2 separate regions of the Homo sapiens genome follow, and region 2 is linked to region 1. Evidence: read pairs that join two places in POLR2A ChIA-PET (ENCODE). Cell type or tissue: Panc1. All regions are shown on one strand. Each heading gives the region's core, and the rest is flanking DNA. Links, peaks and the distances in the headings are about the cores only. Region 1 holds the start of PALLD-AS1 (PALLD antisense RNA 1). Region 2 holds the start of LOC124900809 (a long non-coding RNA gene).

Region 1 (2,922 bases), core at 123-2,622:
TTCTTTCCGTCCACTAAGGTAGTTCTCTGGGACTGTTGACAGCTTCTGAAGGTGATTTGATGTGAACTCCCCCCTGACTCCTGGTTTGTCTGCTTCTTATAAAGAGATAGTATGCTCCAGAGAGCACCAGAGGCAGTTCTTACCCAGCAATCCCGGAAGCAATTTTCTTCTGCTTTTCTTACTCACCAGAGCCCTCCTGGAGGTTTCAAGCAAAGGAGCTGAGCAGTTTGCAGTAGCTACTAGATAGAGGTTCATAATGGAATAGCAGCTTCAGGTTTTTAATCCATCATTAGAAATAGTTGTTTTGCAACTTGAGAGAGAAAAAGTAGAAATCTATGGCATAATGAAGGGGGAAAAATGGGTCATGTTACTGTAGAGATAGATGCAAATTCTATATTATGTCATAAGTGAAAGCTTTTTCGGTCCATATGGGTATAAATTAATAAGAGAGAATGCTGTCAGCGAAGAAAGTGTAAGTACTTTGTCTGGAGAGTAAGAGACCGGCCAGTTAGTCCTAATAAATCCGAGGGTTTGGGGAGCCTCTTTTGAGATAGGTGATGCATTGCGCATTATTAGAGAATCTCTTGGCATGAGTACTTTTGCACCAAGCATCTGCTTTTAAGGTCTCTTCATGAATGTTCTTCTTATGTGCTGATATCTTTATGCTTACACAAACTTGGTGGAAGGCACTATTGTTGCATCATTAAATTACCTCACTGTATTCTACAACTACCCTACCTAATATGCTCCAATCACTCTTACTGTATTTTGTTTTCTTCATAACATTTCCCTGTCTGAAATTATTTTATTCATGTGGTATCATTTAAGTGCTTATTATCTCTCTCACCCTGCTCCCATCACCACTGGAGTAAAAGCTGTAAGTAGACACCTTGTCATCTTCTCCTGTATATGCAAGTTTCCATTTTGTTTCATAATTAGCTTCTCTCTCCTCCCAGCAAGGTTTTCAAGATCCAACCCAAAGACTGCTTAAGGAGTGGAACTTAGACTTCTTTTACTTCTTCAAGAGTCACTTCATGGATAAAAAGCATCCTGTTCTTGGGACTTTGACTCAGCAGAGCCAAGAACTTTCCTATAAGCTATTGCTTGGTTGTTAAGGAAGCACAACAGAATACCAGCCTGACGTGTCACATTCTGCATGCGCTCATTTATAATACAGTGTGGTATTTTTCACCTCCTATCTGCAGCAAGATGAGATAATCGCTGGCTGGTGTGAGTTTTTTTAGTATCTCTTTGCATCAATAGATCTAGTTTTCAGACTATATACTTAAGTTTATAAAACAATTGCTAACATTTGTTTTCTTTAATCAGATTCAATTTGATTCTTATTAAGACCATGTTTTAGAAAGCCCCCAATGGCCCTCATAATAGTGGGAAGTTTTAGAAACAAAGGCCAATATTATGAACACATTAATATATAACCCAGGTGTCATGGAAGTGCTCTCAAATAGGAAACGTGGAAGACATTAGTTGCCTGCATCCCAAGTCAGAGACTTATTTTCTTAATTTGCTTTCTGTGCCTCCACAATGGTCTTTTTCCTTAGCTTTGGAAAGAAATTATAACAGCCAGCTAACTTTATTGGGTAACATGCATCAAGCCCCATAGCAGAGGTTAGATATGCATTACCTTGTTTGCATAACAACCTTATGAGGAAGGTACTAATAAAATATGGGTATAAAAGACCTCCATAGTTAAGGAATGAGGAAATAATAATGCAAGTCTCTTTTCCTACAACATAATGGTCCTAAAACGTATGTATTTCTTTGCATCTTTTAAAATGCAGCATAAATGGGGTATTCTAATATCATTTTGTTTTTCTTCAGGTTTCTCTTTTGTACATTTTAATAAGTTTAAAATATATAAAGTGGCCAGGCATGGTGGCTCACGCCTGTAATCCCAGCACTTTGGGAGGCTGAGGCGGGCACCTGAGGTCAGGAGTTCGAGACTAGCCTGGCCAACATGGTGAAACCCCATCTCTACTAAAAGTACAAAAATTAACCAGGCATGGTGGTGGATGCTTGTAATCCCAGCTACTCAGGAGGCTGAGGCGGGAGAATTGCTTGAACCCAGGAGGCGGAGGTTGCAGTGAGCTGAGATCACACCACTGCACTCCAGCCTAGGCGACGAGAGTGAGACTCCATCTGAAAGAAAAGAAAAGAAAAAAAAGAAAAAGAAAAGAGAAAGATTTATATTTGCTTGCAGTGAAAATAAATGCAGAATTTTCCACAGTGAAAAGTTAAAGTTTTTCTCTAACTTCTTCCCTCAGCCTCTGTCCCTCCTCTCAAGATAAGTTACAACCCTCCAAAAATATATTGTTCAGTGAAACCACGATGGTATAGAATAGAAGTCTACAGTTAGTCTACGATGTGTTGTTGACAGCTGCGTCTAACATTCTTTTTAAAGATTGCATAGTATTTCATTATGCAGGATACCATAATGGCCGTTTCCTTTTTGATGGACATTTAGGCCAAGTTTTCCTTTGTGAAAAGTGCTGAAATGAACATTCTTGTCTTTCCTGTGTCTTTGTGTCCTTTTGTGAGTAAATTAAGCACAACTTCTTAGAAATGAAACTGCTGGGTCAATTGTATATGTATCCTAAATTTTGTCAAATTCTTTTTTTAACAGCTTACACCAAATTATATTCCCACATTGGTTATAGCAATTTTCAATATTATGAGTTTTGGCTTGTATTTTAAATATCTTCATTTTCCTTTTAGATGTTCACATAGCTCCCAACTGGAAAACTGTACCCATACCCTGCCACCATCTCCACCAAGAACCCTCTTGCCCTATGCATATCATATGTGTATAACAGTATTACCAAGTATAATAGTACTTTCTGAATATCCCTTTCTTTCCTCCTTTATGTAAAATATGTACAATCTGATGATATTATTTGCTAA
Region 2 (2,922 bases), core at 260-2,759, 190 kb after region 1:
CATTTAATCCTCACCACAATCCCACGTAGTGAGTACTATCAGCACTCCCATCTTAAAAATGATGAAAGTGAGATTTTAAGAGGGTAAGTAATTTGTCAAGATCACACAGATCAGAAATGGCAAGTCTGGGACCTCATTAATTCAACAAATATTTTTGGAGCAAGTCCTGTGGCCCAGGCTCTGTGTTAGACTCTGGGAGTAAAGCAGTGAATGAAATGGACAAATATGCCGAAATCCTTGCCCTCGTGGAGCTTATATGCCAGTGGAAAGAGATGAACAGTAAGCAAAACAAACTAAACAGCTAGTGCCTCAGATACAGTTATGTGCTATGTGGTAAAATAGATCTAGGGAGCATGAGGAATGCCAGGTTGGGGTTGCAGTTCAGGCAAGTAGAGAATACAGGCTGAAGGACAGCTGTGAGATAACAAAATCAGTCCAGGAGTACATACGCTATTGTTTCTCGCAGCAACCCATTTTATGTCGTAACACCAAATGTTGAGTACATGTCACCCTCATCAGTCACTGCTTCTACTGCAGCAAGTGACTGGGGAGGTATCCAAGAATGACTGGTGAAGGGCTTGGCCTTTTCTATCCCAAGGTCAGGAAAGATGAGGACAGTTGCTGGAGGGATGTCCTAGAGCGGCTGGGGTTTTGTGCACAAGCAGAGGGCTTGACCTCAGCCAAGAGCACAGAGCTGATTCTCCTGTAGCCCCAGAAAACAGGCGGAATCTGGGGGCACAGATGAGGGCTGGGTGGAAGGAGCAATGGAAGCTCGTGGAAGTTCTGTGTTGCTTCTGTTTTCTTAGTGGAATGGGGAGTGTGGTCATCAGTGGGGAGCGAGGGTCGGGGAGGGAGTGCGGGGCCGGGGGTGCAGTTTGAGGAGAGAGATGTGAAACAGTCACCTGGCAGAAAGGGAGCCTGAATTTAGCTGGTGAAATGTACACTCAGGATCTGCCCATGGTCAAATTCTGACTCTTAACATCCTTCCACAGTATATTGGAGATCAGAATTCTCTAGTTCACTTCTTGAGGAGAGAGATTATCTTCTAACTCCTTTTTTTTTTTTTTTTTTTTTTTTTTGCTGTGTCATTTACTTGGAGCAGAGTCCTGCACTTACTATGTGTATGGTTAATGCTTGTTGAGTGACTGCTACAGGAAACCTACACACTTGTCCAGAAATTTCATTTAAGCTTTTCGTCCTAATTGTCACATTGTTCTCTCCCTTTTCTGAAATGCTGTGATGTTCCTAGTTCCCAAAACAGTACTTGTATAGCAATTACTGTTAATTATTTCATTGAGTTAATCTCATTCCCATAACGGATTAAGTTTTAGACTAAGAAATAATTTTTTTTGTTTGAGACATGAACTCACTACCTTCACCCAGGCTGGAGTGCAGTGGCATGATCATGGCTCGATGCAGCCCTGACATCCTGGGCTCAAGTGATCCTCCCACCTCAGTCTCCCAAATAGCTGGGACTACAGGCATGCGCCACCACGCCCAGCTAATTTTTTGTATTTTTAATAGAGATGAGGTCTTGCCATGTTGCTCAGGCTGGTCTTGAACTCTTGAGCTCAAGTGATCTGACCTCTCAGCCTCCCAAAGTGGTGGCATTACAGGTGTGAGCCACCGCGACTGGCTAAAAATTCTTAATTGTATACTCTTTTGTAGTATTCTCTTGGGACCACCTAAGTCAAGCCTCATTCCCACCAGATGGTGCCCCTGTTGGGGGCAGTGAAGAAGCCTTCTATGTCTGTTTCATGACTCCTTCTTGGCTGGCACACTGTTGTGGGCGCTCTGTAGGTAGTCAATGGGAAACGGGAAAGCTACTTGCGGTTAGAATAATACGAGAACTAGATATTGGTAATCTCAGCTGAGCGAATGGCAAAGGAACTGATGAAGCAGGTGGATTCCAAGGCTAGTTAGGAGAAGGAATTGACTACAAGTGGTGTTGGTGGGATGGGAGGGGTGAGGGAGGGGGGATGGGAGGGGTAAGGGACGGGGGTGCATCAGAGGTTACTCCCAGGGCTCTGCCAGACCCTGGGTAGATGGAGCCGCCGTTTTACAGAGGTAAGGACAAGAGTTTAGTTTTGAACATTCCAAGTGGAGATGTCCAGGACACAATTATATACCTAGGCTGCCATTCTGGGAGGAGATCTGAGTGGGAGACCATGATTTGGGAATTATCACCACAGATGGTAATTTAAGCCTTGGGAGAGGATGAGTTTGCCCCCAAAGAGAGCATAAAGTAAGAAAATTGGGCTCTCCGTGTTTCAAGGTTGACTAAAGATCCTGTCATTTGACTAGGCTCTGCTATAGTCTGCAAAATCTGCCCAGGGACAGAATATTGAAGTAAATAAAGTGTATTCCAGTGAAACCTCAAATAGATTGATTCAAAACTGGAGTTAGAAAAACTTGTGGTTTTTCTTGGTAAAGCTTCATTTTCTATTTGTCTTCATAACTATAAATGGATGTATTTGTGTGGAAGATGTAGATTTTTTTTAAAAAAAATCTATTTTTGGCTCTATTAAGAGACAAAATGAATCCAAATGTATTCCATACTTCTCTCACATTGCACCATTTTGTTATGTAACAGAGAACGTTTGAGTACATACTGTCCACACCAGCAACTATAAATCTGTCCTGGCAAGTGACTGTAAGATACCCAGGAACAAGAGATAAGGAGCTCGCCTCTCCAGGGAGAAGCTTTTATTTGCAAGAGAGAGAGTGATATACAAGAACTTGCAAATGTCTTTGAAGGGCAGAAAAAATCAGCTAGGGCTAATAAGGCAGCTGTCCAAGTTCATGATTCCTTGGCCCTTCTTTATACACAACCACCAAGAGTTGTCAGTTTGCAAACCTAGAAAAGTATACCATTGTAATATCAGTTCATCTCCCGCTTTTCCAGAGCTACTCAGAAGCGTG

Evidence for each region. ChIA-PET counts read pairs that join two places held together with the same protein. Peaks named below come from ENCODE experiments on the same cell type or tissue, not always from the same donor. Only the 100,000 strongest peaks of a DNase experiment are listed, where the experiment ranks them.
Region 2: POLR2A ChIA-PET joins it to region 1 with 9 read pairs; 10 of 35 experiments call an interaction of 5 or more read pairs at or near these places.

Annotation. Positions count from the first base shown.
Region 1 is chr4:168,648,012-168,650,933 of GRCh38, forward strand. The region is part of intron 2 of PALLD (palladin, cytoskeletal associated protein); the gene reads left to right. PALLD-AS1 (PALLD antisense RNA 1) reads right to left here and starts at 576. Exons shown (of 2, transcript XR_001741449.3): 1 at 481-576; 2 at 1-333. It overlaps LOC124900808 (a long non-coding RNA gene), which reads right to left. Exons shown (of 3, transcript XR_007058360.1): 3 at 2,141-2,160. In Panc1, for the core only: no CTCF peak of the experiment used is centred there; a DNase peak (open chromatin) is centred at 1,110.
Region 2 is chr4:168,837,615-168,840,536 of GRCh38, forward strand. The region is part of intron 10 of PALLD (palladin, cytoskeletal associated protein); the gene reads left to right. It overlaps LOC124900809 (a long non-coding RNA gene), which reads right to left and starts at 965. Exons shown (of 2, transcript XR_007058361.1): 1 at 1-965. In Panc1, for the core only: no CTCF peak of the experiment used is centred there; no DNase peak of the experiment used is centred there.